Regions from separate parts of the Homo sapiens genome. Here region 2 is linked to region 1. The links are chromatin loops, found by intact Hi-C in ENCODE. Cell type or tissue: OCI-LY7. All regions are shown on one strand.

Evidence for each region. Hi-C counts contacts between places; a loop is a spot of excess contacts. Peaks named below come from ENCODE experiments on the same cell type or tissue, not always from the same donor. Only the 100,000 strongest peaks of a DNase experiment are listed, where the experiment ranks them.
Region 2: it touches region 1 in a loop (2.2-fold over the local background); 5 of 110 quality-filtered maps call a loop at or near these places.

The regions. Positions count from the first base shown.
Region 1 is chr9:120,981,870-120,989,869 of GRCh38, forward strand. It overlaps C5 (complement C5), which reads right to left. Exons shown (of 41, transcript NM_001735.3): 24 at 7,699-7,911; 25 at 7,177-7,252; 26 at 786-945; 27 at 1-70. Among named protein-coding and RNA genes, the nearest start is that of C5-OT1, 33 kb to the left of the region's middle. RefSeq lists an enhancer at 1,721-1,870. In OCI-LY7, CTCF peaks have their summits at 4,086 (motif pointing right) and 4,287; a DNase peak (open chromatin) is centred at 4,092.
Region 2 is chr9:121,152,621-121,160,620 of GRCh38, forward strand. CNTRL (centriolin) reads left to right here. Exons shown (of 44, transcript NM_007018.6): 26 at 1-73; 27 at 2,101-2,293; 28 at 4,850-4,980; 29 at 5,120-5,260; 30 at 5,363-5,489; 31 at 6,235-6,399; 32 at 7,523-7,682. Among named protein-coding and RNA genes, the nearest start is that of RAB14, 45 kb to the right of the region's middle. In OCI-LY7, no CTCF peak of the experiment used is centred here; DNase peaks (open chromatin) are centred at 4,011 and 7,581; H3K4me3 peaks cover 2,242 bases; H3K27ac peaks cover 5,778 bases.

The sequences.
Region 1 (8,000 bases):
TTCTAATTCCAATCACAGTAAAGGCTGTAAGATATAAGCTGTTCTCTCGGGCTTCAACAGGCAAGGTACCCTAAAAAGAAGCAATGTTTTAAAAGGGGAGTGAAATGGTGTCTTTAAGGCGAAATGACCTGATTCTACTCTGTTTTTTGTTTGTTTGTTTGAGATGGAGTCTCACTCTGTCACCCAAGCTGGAGTGCAATGGCTTGATCTTGGCTCACTGCAACCTCCGCCTCCCGGGTTCAAGCCATCCTCCGGCCTCAGCCTTCTGAGTAGCTGGTACTACAGGCGTGCACTACCACGCACGGCTAATTTTTGTATTTTTAGTAGAGACGGGGTTTCACCATATTGACCAGGCTGGTTTTGAACTCCTGACCTCATGATCCGCCCGCCTTGGCCTCCCAAAGTGCTGCAATTACAGGCGTGAGCCACCGCACCTGGCCTCTACTCTGTGTTTTAAGCCTTATCTCCCACTCTTTCCCTTCCTGCTTCCCATTTCTCAATAAGCCCTGGGTCTATCTCGCTTGAGTGCTTTCACTTGCCCATCTACCTCCACCCCGTTAAACGAGAGGTCTAAGATATCACTTCTCTGATCTCTAGTGAACTGTCTGAAGATCGCTTCACTTCAGATATTATGGGAAAGACCTTTGTATATTTTGCTTGTTCACAAAGGAATTTCTTGCAGAATTACATTTTTTTCTTCTTCTTCTTCATCCTCCCATAATCAGATGAGAATAAAACTCAAACTAAATAAAACTATTGCTAATTTGTGCATTTGGTTTCCTTACCTGTAATTTTATTGGTTGATACTGTGAATTTTCCTTGAAAGATCCATTATCTAATTGATAATTCTCAACTAGCCACAATAAAGAATTACAAATTGAATTTTGGTTCTGCTCTACGTATTTATTTACTTGTCCAAGTACTCTTAAAGCAAAAGCTGTTAACCTTTAAGACAAAATCAAATAAATAAATATTTAGAACGCTGAATCCCTTTTGACTTTCAATTAATTTATACAACTTTATTCTTTAAAAGAAAATAACATTTTAAAACATGCAATTCCAAAGTAAGTCATCATTTTACAAAGGAAGGGAAGATTTTTGGAATACCTCCAAAACATTCGGTAAACAAATGTGAACAGCACATCTTCTGTGATTACAACATTGTCCGCTAGCACACAAGCTAAAAATTGATTCCTGATGATAAGAATTACACTCTAAAGTTAAAGATAACAGAGATAAAATAAATAGTTTTGAGTCAAGGCATTGACCTATGAACATGAGACATGAAAGAGTAAATCACAAAATTCTAGATTGTAAAATTTGTGCATTCCATGGAATCTAAATTCCTATCTGAGGCCCCAAGTCCCCTTTCCCAATGTCCCTGGAGTGTTTATCTCACTTGTCCTTGAGTGCTGCCATTGACACAGAACTTACTACCCCACAGGAAATTTTAATGATCATTATTACTTAGTCAAAAAGCAATTTCAAGTCTCTACTAATACCCATCGAAGAGTATCAGAGAGGATTGGGTTCATCCCCCCATAACATCTCTTCACTCTCTCAGTCGCCCAGGAGGCTCCACTCCCCAGGTCCTCAAATGTCTGAGACTCAGACCACTTGACTTGCTCTCCCACTTCCCCCACTTAAAAAATTTGTGTTTCTTTTTCATTTTCATTTTTTAAATGTATTTTAAGCATTTTTTTAAAGAGGTAAAACCCTCACATGATTCAAAAATCCAAAAGTGAAGCCTGGGCGTCATAGTGAGACATTGTCTCTACAAAAAATGCAAAACATTAGCCAGATGTGGTGGCAGGCACCTATAGTCTCAGCTACTTGGAAGGCTGAGGTGGGAGAATTGCTTGAGCCCAGGAGGTAGAGGCTGCAGTAAGCTGAGATCCTGCCACTGCATCCAGCCTGAGTGAGAGAACTTAAAAAAAAAAAAATCCAAAAGCACAAAGGGATATTTTATGAAAAGTCTCCTTCTAGCAGTCCCTGTCCCCCTCCACCTCCCAACAGAAGATGACCATTGTTTCTTGTGCTTTCTTCCAAATAGTAGATACAAGATATAGCCTTCCCATCTACCTTTCCATCCCAACCACACCAAAATGGTGGGAGAATGTTTACATTATCCTGTACTTGGCTTTTTTTCCATTTAGTAATATGCCTTAGAGATCTATATTAATACATAAAGTTTCCTTGTTCTTTTACAAGTGATTTTATACATTAAATTATAGTATTTTGGTACAGATGCACCAAAGCTATTTAAGCCATTTCCCTTTCTGTAGACATTTAGGTTGTTCTCAGTCTTTGCTCTAATTGATTTAATTATTTTAAAGATTTTTTTTTTGATATTAATCGGAACTTGCCCCTCCACAACTAGGTGCCTTTTCCTAATTCTTTCTCTAGAAACATCAGAAATTTATTTTCTACTCTATTGACTTTTAGGGGGTAAGAGTTGAGAGCTCCTCTCTTTTTAATCCTCCCACACTGCTCTCAAGGATGAGAAATACTTCTACGGATTGCTCAGGTTCAAGGACACTCACATTTTCAAAGATTGGCCCACATTTTACATTGGGTCTCTCTTGGGATTTTGGCTTTTGGAAGTCTCTCTTCTTTTAGCAGGCTAGAAAGGCATATGAGTGCAGTTATACGGCCAGGCTGCCTCTCCACTTATCTATACATCTGTATATATAAAGATGCTTTAGTTACATCTTTGAAAAAAGGCAATGGCAATAAATAGAAACAACGGACTCATCCTTTGGGATCAATTATAAAGATTAAATATATGAACATACTTAAAATAGTTCTGGATTATAGTAAGTATTCAATAGGTATAAGCTCTTACTTTTTTTTTTTTTTTTTTTTTTTTTCAGACGGACTCTCTCTCTGTTGCCCAGGCTGGAGTGCAATGGCGCAATCTTGGCTCACTACAGCTTCCACCTCCCAGGTTCAAGCGATTCTCCTGCCTCAGCCTCCTGAGTAGGTGGGACTACAGGCACGTGCCACCATGCCAAGCTAATTTTTGTATTTTTAGTAGAGACAGGGTTTCACCATGTTGGCCAGGCTGGTCTCAAACTCCTGACCTCAGGTGATCCACCCGCCTCAGCCTCCCAAAGTGCTGGGATTATAGGTGTGAGCCACTGCACCTGGTTTTTATAAGCTCTTACTCCTATCTCTCTTTCTCTTTGGTACTCTTGGGTGTCTCATCCCTGGTATCCTTAAGGAGTGAGAGTCTAGACAGCACTTCCCTAAAGGTAAAGCAAATACAATTCGCTCTAGCTTTTTGCGTTCTCCTCTTCCCACTGACCTGTCCCTTGGAGACTGCCCTGAAATTCAAATTTTAAGTGTGACATGGAGGAAAAAAAGAAGTAGGCTATTTGATTTGCTTTTGTTCCAGACCCTAGGCTACCTCTACAAGTGCTTAATATGGTCTAGTTTAGTTCCTCATGTTTTACAGTAGGGTCTGGGACTAAAAATTTAGAGTAGAAAAGAATTTTTTAGTCACCTTGAAGAGAAATCTGGCAAAATCTGATGAAACTGTAAATATGCATTCCTTATGTTCCAGCAATTCTATCTCCTGGGATATACCCTAGAGAAACTCTCACACATGTGCACAAAGAGACATATGAAGATGTTCATTATCATATTGTTTGTAATATTAAAATTTGGAAATGGTTGTCCATCAAGATAGGAATAGATAAAGAATATATACTATGTGATATATTTGTAAAATAAAATACTGCATGGCAATGAAAAGGAGTGAGCTATATTTACCTATACTACTAGATCTAAAGTAACTAAAAAGTATTAAAAGAAAAAGGTAAGTTACAGAATGATAGGTATAGTATGATACTAGTTATAATCATTTAGAAATACAAAAAGGGACTGTAAACCCATCACTTCATTTTGGAAGCAAATAACCATTCTTTCTTTTACAATGCTTAACTTTCTTAAACAGTGCTTACTTAAGAATTCCAGGAACTAGCCATGAGATAAAAATCAAGGATGTGAAATGTCCCCTGGAGAAGAAAAATACTGAGCAGTTAATCTACAAACCTGTTTCAGTCTAGCTGACCACTAGATGGCCCGTTACTCAAGATAATAATCAGAACAAGACATGCTGACCTGTACGTAGCTAACTCTTGCACACAGTTTTCCAAGCCCCTTCCTCTTTAAAATCCCTCTGGCCAGCCTAGGGCATTTGGGATAGTTTCCTGACTCTAGTCTGCCATCTCCTTGGGTTGCTGGCTCCTGAATTAACCTGCTTTTCCTCCCACCAACCTTAGTCTCTTGAGTTTGGCATTTGAGCAGTGAGCAGCCAAACTGGAGTTAAGTTACAGCTATATGATTTCATGTATATATATACTATATAAAATATTAAAAATGTTCTGGAAAGATGCATAAACTCATGATAGTGAATGCCCTTGGGGGAAAGAAACAGAAATAAGATGGAGGCTTGTAGTTAAAGAGAAAAGTTCAATATCCACAATGTTCTTTAAAAAAAAAAAAAGACGAATATAAAAAATGTTCATCATCATCAATTTTGGGTTTTGCTAATATGAATGATATTCGTACTTTAAAAAATCTGCTTTGTATTTCTCAAGAAAAGTTTGAGGGTATTTAGGTGCTGGACATTTTCTTCTATGTCTATTATTTCTTTCAAGGAACTCATGGAGTTGGGTGTATGTTTCAGTCTTGCCCCAAACTCTTGAAAGGCTCTGAGTGTTTACTGAGAGGCTGTTGTACCTTCCTGTGGGGCTTTCTGCTCTCCAGGCATCTATTTCCCAGGTCCTGCTGTGTCAGTTTCCAGTCTTCATTGACACTCACTCCCACTCCTGCATCCTGGGTTATCCTCTGGTTGGTGTGCTGCAGGGGTCTATGAGCCTTTTATTTATTTTTTTATATTTTTATTGTTTTATTAAAGACAGGGTCTCCCTATGTTACCCAGTCTGGTCTGGAACTCCTCTGCTCAAGCCATCCTCCTGCTTCAGCCTCCCAAAGTGCTAGGATTATAGGTGTGAGCCACTGTATCTGGCCCTGTGTGTCTTTTGAAGTGTGTCACCCACACATGGTCAGACCTAATCCTAAGGTATAATCTATGGAACTTGGTAGCTGATCAGAGGTAAAGCCAAAAGGAAAGGAAGGAATCAAAAACCAACTGATGATTCTGACTTGATCCATGGGGGACAAAGGGCAGGGTATTGTTGTGCACTGAGTAAAGAAACAGAAGTGTATTTGAGGAAGAAAATAATGAATTTGGCACATATTGTGCTTGAAGGATCTTTGGCTTCCGGAAACCTAGAAATATGGATCTAGGACATTTCCTAACTTCTTAGGAAAGAAGTTAGGCCTTGAGACATTGATTAGGGGGCCATTGGCCTAGATGTTATGGAAATCATGGGCAATAATGAGACTGTACCAGGGGAGATTACAGAAAATAAGAGGGCCAAAGATAAAATTCTGGGAGATCTCAATAGCTAAAGAAAAAAAACTGGCCAGGCGCAGTGGCTCATGCCTGTAATCCCAGCCCTTTGGGAGGTTGAGGTGGGTGGATCACGAGGTCCGGAGATCGAGACCATCCTGGCCAACATGGTGAAACCCCACCTCTACTAAAAATACAAAAATTAGGCATGGTGGTGCGCGCCTGTAATCCCAGCTCTCAGGAGGCTGAGCCAGGAGAATCGCTTGAACCCGGGAGGCGGAGGTTGCAGTGAGCCGAGATCGTGCCACTGCACTCCAGCCTGGGAACAGAGCAAGACTCCGTCTCAAAAAAAAAAAAAAGAAAAAAGAAAAAAGAAAAAAATCTAAAATTAAAGTATTCTAGGTTGTAAACTCCTTAAATATGTTTCATATAGAACCTACAAAGCAGCTGGCACACCGTTTTTATTAAATATTTTGTCATAGCATGATGGTTTTTTTGTTTTGTTTTGTTTTGTTTTTTGAGACAGAGTCTCACTCTGTCACCCGGGCTGGAGTGCAGTAGCGCGATCTCGGCTCACTGTAACCCTTGCCTCCTGGGTTTAAGTGATTCTCCTGCCTCAGCCTCCTGAGTAGCTGGGACTACAGGCACATGCCACTACGCCCAGCTAATTTTTGTATTTTTCATAGAGACGGGGTTTCACCATGTTGGCCAGGATGGTCTCGATCTCTTGACCTCATGATCCGCCCGCCTTGTCCTCCCAAAGTGCTGGGATTACAGGCGTGAGCCACCATGCCCAGCCGGTATTTTTTGAAAATAGACTGCCATATGGACTCTTAATTAATTCAGACTATCTTTCCCTCAAATCATCAGAATTTTGGAAGATATGTTTCATTGAATAAATACTTACTGAGCATCTACTATGTGCCAGGTAGGTACCAGGCACTAGGGATACTTAGAACTTCCCGCATGGAGCTTATATTCCAGTGGGGGAGATACACAATAGTGGAATAAGCAAGAACGTTAGTAATCACACTGAGGAGAAAAGAAACGATATGAGGTGTTGGGAGGGGAGTGGATTGCAATTTTAGACATTATGATATAGCAGAGGCCTCCCCAAGGTGACATTTGGTAAAGACCTGAGGGAAATATGAGAGCCAGTCATGCTGACACCTAAGGAGGAGTATTCCAGACTGAGAAAACAGTGCAAAGGCCCTGAGGTGGAAGCATGCCTGGTGTGTTTGAGGAAGGCTAGTGGGGCTGAATTGGAGGGAAAGAGAGTATAGGAGATAAAGTAGGAGACATGAGGTGGAGCCAGATCATACAGAGCTTTGTAAATCACAATAAAAAGTTTGGTTTTTACTCTGGGTAAGATGGGAAGCTCCTAAATGGTTTTGAGTGGCATGATCTAACATATGTTTTAACAGGGTCACTTCAGTTGCTGTGTTGAGTATATACTGAAGAGGATCAAGGGCTGAACCCAGAAGACTAAGGGAGACTAGTGTAAGAATCCAGGTGGGAGAGGAAGGTGTCTTGGAACAGGATAGTGTGGTGGAGGTGGTGAGAAGTAGTCAAATTAAGGATATATTTTGAATCCATATCTGCTGGATCAGATGTGAACGGTAAGAGAAAGAGAGGAGTGAAGGATGACGAGGCTTTTAGCCTGAGCAACTGGAGGAATGGAGTTTCCATTATGGTTATTATTCTTTAGTTAATTAACCACTATATGAAAATGCAACTCAAAATCTTCTACTTACCAAGTGCTAGCACTTCCACCCTTCCACACACTGTAAGAGTAGTCAGCATTTCTGTAGGACATAATGCTCAACATCCCTAAGAAGCACAAGAAAAAGAACACGGTGCTTAACAGACCTCCGTTTCTACTCAAAGAACACTTTATCAGGCCCTGAGAATGGTAAGCTTCCTTTGGTGTTGGGCAGCAAGCATATGCTCTGTGGCCAGCATTGAACTTCTCAAAGGAAGTATATGAATTGCTCGAATTGGGAATTATCAAGTAGAACATTCTGATCTCATTCGAAAAGGAAGGAAGTGTTCTGTAGTTTGGAATGCAGGTGCCTTGCCTCTCATTCAGGCATTTTGGTAAGTTGAGCCAAAATGCTACAGAAATAATATTTATTTATATAGTAGAGTCCATCTCATGATTTTTTTGCTAAAATTCTCTTACAAAGTTTTCTATAATTCACAACTTAAATATTAGTTTAATAAAAATATTAGTTTAGAATCACCCAATTTTTATGTGAAATACTTTTTTTTTTTACCTTCTTTTAATTTTTTCTTCAGTTTCTGCTTTTCAATTAATGGGTCAGAATGAAAAATGTTCCAATGATTTCCTGTTTCCAGGTAGTGAAAAACATAGAATACTGGGACAACGCTCATCAGCTCCGCCTCTGCACTCCCTTTGGGGAGGTGGGTTAGGATATTGATGCCTTCCTGACTTAGAACTGCAGACAAGATCTCACCTACAAGCAGTCCTGAAACAAAAAAGATCAAAGTAGACACATTGCTTTTTATTAACTTCTAACAGTATGTTCTCAAGAGAGAAGAACAACCATCTAGAGAT
Region 2 (8,000 bases), 170 kb after region 1:
TGCAAGAGAAGAAAAGCTTAGAGTGTGAAGTAGAAGAATTACATAGAACTGTCCAGAAACGTCAACAGCAAAAGTAATTAATATATTTTTTATAATTCAGACAAATACGATATTAGTTCATTAATGCTGTCGAACAGAACTTTCTATAATCTTGGAATGTTCTTGATCTTCTGTCCAAAACAGTAACCACTAGCTCAGTGTGGCTGTTGAGCACTTGAAATGTGGCTGATGGAGCTGAGGAACAGAATTTAATTTCAATTAATTTAATAGCCACATATTGAGTACCATATTGAGCAATACAGGTCTGAGTTCTTTTGGCCAATAATACAAATCAGCTCTTATTGTAGTCCCTCTTGGAGAGTGGTATAACCATTTCCCCTCTCCAGTTACCCTAGCTAAAAATACAGCAGGGGTTCTCAACTCTTTCTTTTCCATTACTCTCCTGTGCTTCCAGTTGGTCTCTAAATCCTGCTGACTGCATCCAGAGAGCTCTCAAACTGGTCCCTTTCTGTCATCTCCCCTTCTCTAGCTTTTAATTAGTCTCATCCTAGCGATTGTAATAGTTTCCACACTGGCCTTCCATGTCTTCTCTCTTGGTCTACGCTGTATCTTGACACACTGCAAATCTGACTGTTCCACTTTCCCATGTGATTCTCAGTCCCATCAGAATATACACGACCCTTCTCCATCTGAAATCCACCCGTCTTTTTCTTTTATCACAGTATTTGGTCTGGCTCACTACTTTCCTGTGGTTTCCTCAAACACCACGTTTTCTCCTGCCTCTACACCTTTGCATGTACTGTCTTCTCCCTGCTGACCCCCTTACCTAACTCCAACTTGTCTTCAAAATAAAGGTCAGAGATCCCCTCTCTTTTTTTTCTCATTAAAAGCCTATTTCTTCTCAGGTGCCCACAATTCAAGGTTAGCAACCTTGGTCATAGCACTGTTCACACAATGTTCTGGGGAGCCCAGGAGCTCCTTGAAGGCAGTAGCTGGACCTCCATCTCTGTGTCCCAGCACCTGTCATAGGGTCACTTAGTGAATGCAGCATCTGTTGATTGGGTTAATTATGCAAAAGCCTATCTTTTGCAGTAGTCCATGAATTATGACAGTTCCCCAGTTTTTGTCATTTAACCCAGACTGGCCCAGACCCCAGGGTGGTAGGGAGGCCTGCAGAGGACACAAGTAAGTAAGACGTGGTCACTGCCATCTAGCAGCAGACATCTGACTAATAGTCCTGGCAAGTGAAAGCAAGGGCCACACCTAAAAGATAGGGGCTAGATGTTTGAAGGTTAGGCAGATGGTTATGTCTGTTATTTTTGTGGGTATACACATTGGGGAATGGAATTTTTTTACTTTGAGGTATTTTGGAGGGAGATGATAGGGTGGTAGGATTGCCACTTCTTTTCATAGTTATAAAAGTGTAATAAATACTATTCTAGGAAGTTTGGATAACACAAAAATGTCCCAAGAAGAAAGTAAAAATCATATGTATGCCTTCATTTAAAGATAATCTGTTAAATGTTGAATTTATTTTCATATTTTTCTGTCATGCAGTCATACATAGCTAATCTAATTTTCAAATAATTTCATCATGTTAGCCTTAAGATATTGAATTGTGTGTCACAGTTTTTGATGTGTCAAATGTTGTCACCAGAGTTTTACTTCAGCCGAATGGAATAAATCACAAAATCAGGTAGTCTTCAAGGGCAGCCTATGAACTGCCCTTGAAGGATAGTTTTGAGGGAATGGATGAATATTGTGGTAGTGGTTTGCTTTATTTTTATACCTCAAAAGAATAGAAGTATCAACATTTTCTTGGTCAAGTGCTGACAACACAATAATCTTTGTTGTTATATTTAAAAGGGCAAACAATTCCATGTCATGCATTTTACATATTATGCATTTATTGCCAATAGGAATTCCATGTTTAATAAGATGGTAAACCTAGACCTTGAACAAAATCAAATGTAGCAGTCTTTCTTACCTATTCTCATATAAAATTAGAAAATCATTGTAGATCTTTTTAGTAGTTAGGCTACAAGTATCTGTATTGTCTACATTTAACATTTTTTAATGGGTGTATATATTATTTTTTAGGGACTTCATTGATGGAAATGTTGAGAGTCTTATGACTGAACTAGAAATAGAAAAATCACTCAAACATCATGAAGATATTGTAGATGAAATTGAGTGCATTGAGAAGACTCTTCTGAAACGTCGCTCAGAGCTCAGGGAAGCTGACCGACTCCTGGCAGAGGCTGAGAGTGAACTTTCATGCACTAAAGAAAAGGTTTGTCTTCTTGTGGTTTGGGGTGTGAGCTCAGTGTGGGTGAGTCAGCTTACTGTCCACCTGAAGGATTAGAAAGAGAATGTGTGTGATAAGAGGACAGTTGTCCAAGTCAGACAGCCAGGTTCCAGGCTGGACTCTGCTAGTTAAGAAGATGTGAGAATTTATGCAAGTCATATAAGTCCCCTGGCTTTGCTTTTCTTATCTATAAATTCAGGCTAAGAATACGTAGGCTTTTCGGCATGGATTAAATAAAACAGCGTATTTAAAATTCCTGAAGTTACTTAGTTCCTAGCACACCCCACGTCCTTATCCTGTGTGTATCTTTTATATTTAATTATTTGGGTTCTGCTACCTGTGTTTTTTTAAATAGGTCAATCTTTATATTCTTATTAAGCTACAATGGACCTCACAAGTATTACTTTGGTCTTCAGGTTGATAATGATACAAAATATTTTTTGGTCAGAGATAATTTTCTTTTTTTTGTTTGAGATGGTGTCTCGCTCTGTCACCCAGGCTGGAGTGGAGTGGCGCAATCTTGGCTCACTGCAACCTCCGCCTCCCGGGTTCAAGCGATTCTCCTGCCTCAGCCTCCTGAGTAGAGACGGGGTTTCACCATGTTGGTCAGGCTGGTTTTGAACTCCTAACCTTGTGATCCTGCCTCAGCTTCCCAAAGTTCTGGGATTACAGGCGTGAGCCACTGCGCCTGGCCCGATAATATTCTTTAGACCACAACACAGAGGGAAGTTGGGGAGAAAAAGGAGTTACCTTTTATTGAGCCACTGCTGTGGCTACACATGGCCATTTTGTAAATGTTTCATTTAACCTTCCTGGCAGCCCTGTGTAGATGATGTTAGCTTGGTTTACTGATGTAGCTCAGAGAGGCTCATTACTGGCCCAGAGTCACATAGCCAAGGGCTCTTTTAGTTAGATGAGAATTCCAGGATGAAAAGAGTTCCTTACCCACATGAAACACCTCAGGAACTATTATTTGTATTTTGCTATTTCAACATGAATCTATTTAAATTAAAAGCAGTCTATTACCTAGGAACTAAATTATTTATTAAAGAAATTCTGTGAGTAATTAAGAATGGAAAAAGTCCTTTTCAGATGAGCTGTTCCTTCTGTTGTCATATGTTGGATTACTGTGAGAGAAAATAGATGTGAGCAGAACTAGAGGAAAAAAAATCACTGGTATAATAATATATAATAAGATATTTTGATAATATATCAAAATATCACTGGTATATTTTGATTATAAATTTTGGTATATTTTGGTTATATATTAATATATATAGGTATAGATATATAAAATCATCAAAAGAAAATTGATGGCAGTGGTAGTAGGCAGAGGTAGTAAGTCAACCAAGGCTGGTAAGTTCTTTCACCTTCATCCTCCCAAAATGACTCAGGGAGGCAGCTTGGTAAGAAGGAGGAGGAGAGAGAAAGTAGTGGTGTTTTGGAAGGAGTGTGCCAGACATGTTAAAACCTGACATAGAAGGAGACAAAAAACTATTTGGTGGCTTTTCTGGAATGCATAGCCAGTTTTATCCAGTGCTTTGCTGGTGAAACTGACAGAAACAAGCTATCTGAAATGGAAAGACGTATGGTAAAATATGTAGCTCTCTGGGAGCTTGCCAACCCTTTTGCATCCACACAGATATTTAATAGGCAAATTTAACATACGGACTCCTCTGGCTTTAGTACAATGGCAGACTTCAGTTTTTTTTGGCTGAAGGTGAGTCACTGCTCAACCAAGTGCAAACCACACTCTATTTATTTTTGGAACTTTTGATGTCATTGTTTTAAGCATCTTATGTTAGGCAGAAAAAGAAACCAAGTTGATTAAAACAAATGTGTTTTTACCAAATCTTATATAGGAAGATTTTAAACATTTGCAAAGTATTTAATGTTTGTGTTTGTCAGCCGTAATTACATTATCACCAGATCAATGCATTTTTACTTCGCTTGATAATAACTATAGAGTGCAGCAAGAATTTCTGTGTGGAGGAAATCTTGGTAAAATCACTTCCTTCCCACTTAGTTGGGTAGATAGTTTTAATATTTAAAATGATATAATAGTATTACAGATTATTTTGAAATAAAAAGCATCTTTAGTTCCACTACTTTCAAATGACTGTATTTATTTTTATATAGTCTTTCTGTCTTTGTTGACACATGTAGTTTTACACAGTTGCTCTCACAGTGCTTATACCATTTTAAATTTATTTTTCTCAGCCAACATAATATTAACATTCTTCCGTGTTGCTACATTGTCATCTGATCATTTGAAAGGCTACACAGTATTCCACTTTGTTAATGCATTATCACTTAGCCTATTATTATTTGTCAGGTCTTATATTATTATACATTGAGCATTTTTATATAGTAGTTCTTTGCTTCTGAATTATTTACCGAGAATTAGAGTTACAGTGAATGGACATTTTTATGTCTTTCTGTACCATCTTGTTTTCCAAAAGAGCTGTACTGGTTTACATGGCCAGTAGCTGTGAGTGAGTATTGTAACTGAATGGCTTTTAATGACAGTTTCTTTTCTAGACAAAAAATGCTGTTGAAAAGTTCACTGATGCCAAGAGAAGTTTATTGCAAACTGAGTCAGATGCTGAGGAATTAGAAAGGAGAGCTCAGGAAACTGCTGTTAACCTCGTCAAAGCTGATCAGCAGCTAAGGTAGGTGGATTCCCTAAGCCGTTGATGTATACATTGAGATGAATGAAAAGTTTGCTTCTAAGGGGATAATAATTGGTTTATGATAAATAATGCATGGTAAGTCTACAGGACCTGGGGGGAATAAAGCAATGTGCTTTAGATCGCTCCAGGCTGATGCAAAGGATTTGGAGCAGCACAAAATCAAGCAAGAAGAAATCTTGAAAGAAATAAACAAAATTGTAGCAGCAAAAGACTCAGACTTCCAATGTTTAAGCAAGAAGAAGGAAAAACTGACAGAAGAGTAAGTAAGGCCTCTGTAGGGCTACAAGGGGTTTGTGCTGGAAGACAGCTCTGGGGTTCCGAGTCCCTTAGGATCTGCTCTAGTGTTGCTGGTGCTTTGTAGGCTTCAGAAACTACAGAAAGACATAGAGATGGCAGAACGCAATGAGGATCACCACCTGCAGGTCCTTAAAGAATCTGAGGTGCTTCTTCAGGCCAAAAGAGCCGAGCTGGAAAAGCTGAAAAGCCAGGTATGGCAATAGACACCTTGAAAAAACAACTGACACAGCACTTTATGATTATAAAAGTAATACATGTTTAATTGTAGAAAAGAATAAATGCGGCTATGTATTATAGTTGTTAAGCATGAAGTCTGAACTAAATTTGAATCCCAACTCAATACAATACTTCTGAATAAAAAAAGTGGGTCTCAAAACATGGTATACTCTATGAGATCATTTCTGTTAAATGCCTTTATCAACACTTATGGTTGTATTTTTAGTCAATACCAAAGTACAAAAGTGGTCATCTGATAAGGGGGGATTTTGAGTATTTTCTGTTGTCTTCCTTTTGCATATCTGCATGGTCTTCTTTTTTTTTTGTAAACAAATACGTATTGTCTTTAAAATTGCAACGAATTTTTAATTTTAAAAATGAATACATTTTAAAAATCTCTGACTAACTTCCATCACCAAGGATGTCAAAATGGAATTAGGGTATAAAAATAAAAGTTCTTGGAAAACTGTAACCTGAGGGATGATCATGATTATCATATTGTTGTTCTTACTGTGATCACTGTGATTTGAGTGGTTTTAAGTATGTGAGCTCAAGGTTTTCATTAGGCATTTCACCCTTGCACTCCTTGCCTGGCTTTTCTGACTCTTGGGGGCTAGGATATTAGCTCCTGATTTTACCTCACAACTAAATTATCTCCAGGTTAGCACTGAGGGCTGTATGGCCTTTGTCAAACTTACTCTTCCCTTTTCTTTAATACAGGTGACAAGTCAGCAGCAGGAGATGGCTGTCTTGGACAGGCAGTTAGGGCATAAAAAGGAGGAGCTGCATCTACTCCAAGGAAGCATGGTCCAGGCAAAAGCTGACCTCCAGGAAGCTCTGAGACTGGGAGAGACTGAAGTAACTGAGAAGTGCAATCACATTAGGGTGTGTTTTTTATTAGGGTTTTCTGAAGAGTCGTAGGACAGTGCTATAGGTTTACTTTGATGTATTTTCATTGCTTCTCCCCAAATGAAAATATAAATTCCTGAAATCTTGCCTCCTCTGTAAAATCAGTTTGGTGTTGTTACATATCCATGCAGTGGCTGTCATGTGTAGTTCCCCCTCTGTTGTTTTCTGGATATGCTCAAAGTTCTCCTGCCCCTGTACCTTTCTCATACCATTTCTTCTCCAGGAATTCCCTTTCTCCCCTATCACTAGCCAGATCCCACCTGTTTCTCATGGCGCAGCTTCATGCCACCTCCTCTTAGAAAACTTCTGGCCGGGTACAGTGGCTCACATCTGTAATCCCAGCACTTTGGGAGGCCAAGGCAGGCAGATCACGAGGTTAAGAGATTGAGACCATCCTGGCCAACATGGTGAAACCCCATCTCTACTAAAAATACAAAAATTAGCCAGGCATGGTGGCATGCGCCTGTAATCCTAGCTACTCGGGAGACTGAGATAGGAGAATTGCTTGAAATTGGGAGGTGGTTGGTTGCAGTGAGCCGAGATTGCACCACGGCACTCTTGAACCCGGGAGGCGGAGGTTGCAGTGAGCCGAGATCGTGCCACTGCACCCTGGCTGGTGACAGAGTGAGACTCAATTTCAAAAAAAAAAAAAAAGAAAACTTCTCTGACCTTTTTCTTTCTTCTGGAAGAAGGAGTTTCCTTCTTTTGAGTTTAGAAACACTCTATCTGCATGTTTCCTAGGGCATGAAGGCCTAGCCTTTTGTGATCATGTTTATCTTCCCTGCCTTACCACTCAACAAGGTACTAAGCCCCTCCAGAGCAGGAGCCATGTCTCAGTCAGGCTTTTCTCTCTATAGACGTTGCCTTGCTTACAGTAATGTTGCAAATATATTTAGATGAAGAGAATATGTTACTTTCTTCTATTATATAGAAATAGGTTTCTGTAAAATATAATGCTGTTCTTGACATAAAAGGCAAAAATGAGCTTGTTTCCAAATTAGAATTTCTATGATATAAAACAATAAATAACAGAACTTATTTTGAAGTAATTTTCATTTACAGTCACAGGAGGGAATAACTTTTTTTTTTTCAAACACAGGAAGTAAAATCTCTTCTGGAAGAACTGAGTTTTCAGAAAGGAGAACTAAATGTTCAGATTAGTGAAAGAAAAACTCAACTTACACTTATAAAGCAGGAAATTGAAAAAGAGGAAGAAAATCTTCAGGTTGTTTTAAGGCAGATGTCTAAACATAAAACCGGTAAGTTTAAAGGAAAACAATCATACAAAGTTTGAGGTTGGAAATGTCTGTATTACAAGTCACAGAAAAAATAACAAATGGCCAAAAAAACTTTAAAGTTTAACCTTACTGCTAATAAGCAAAGCAAGCAGGTTATAAAAGGAATATGATATTTTCTGCCATTTTAATTGATAAACTTTATTTAAAAGCAAAATAATCATGCTCATTGCTGATCAGAGTGTGCTGAAAGAAGAGCACTCACAGTCTATCAATTGAGGTATAAACTGGAACAATCTCCCAGTGTTTCAAGGCTCTTAAAATTCACACCTGTTGAACTAG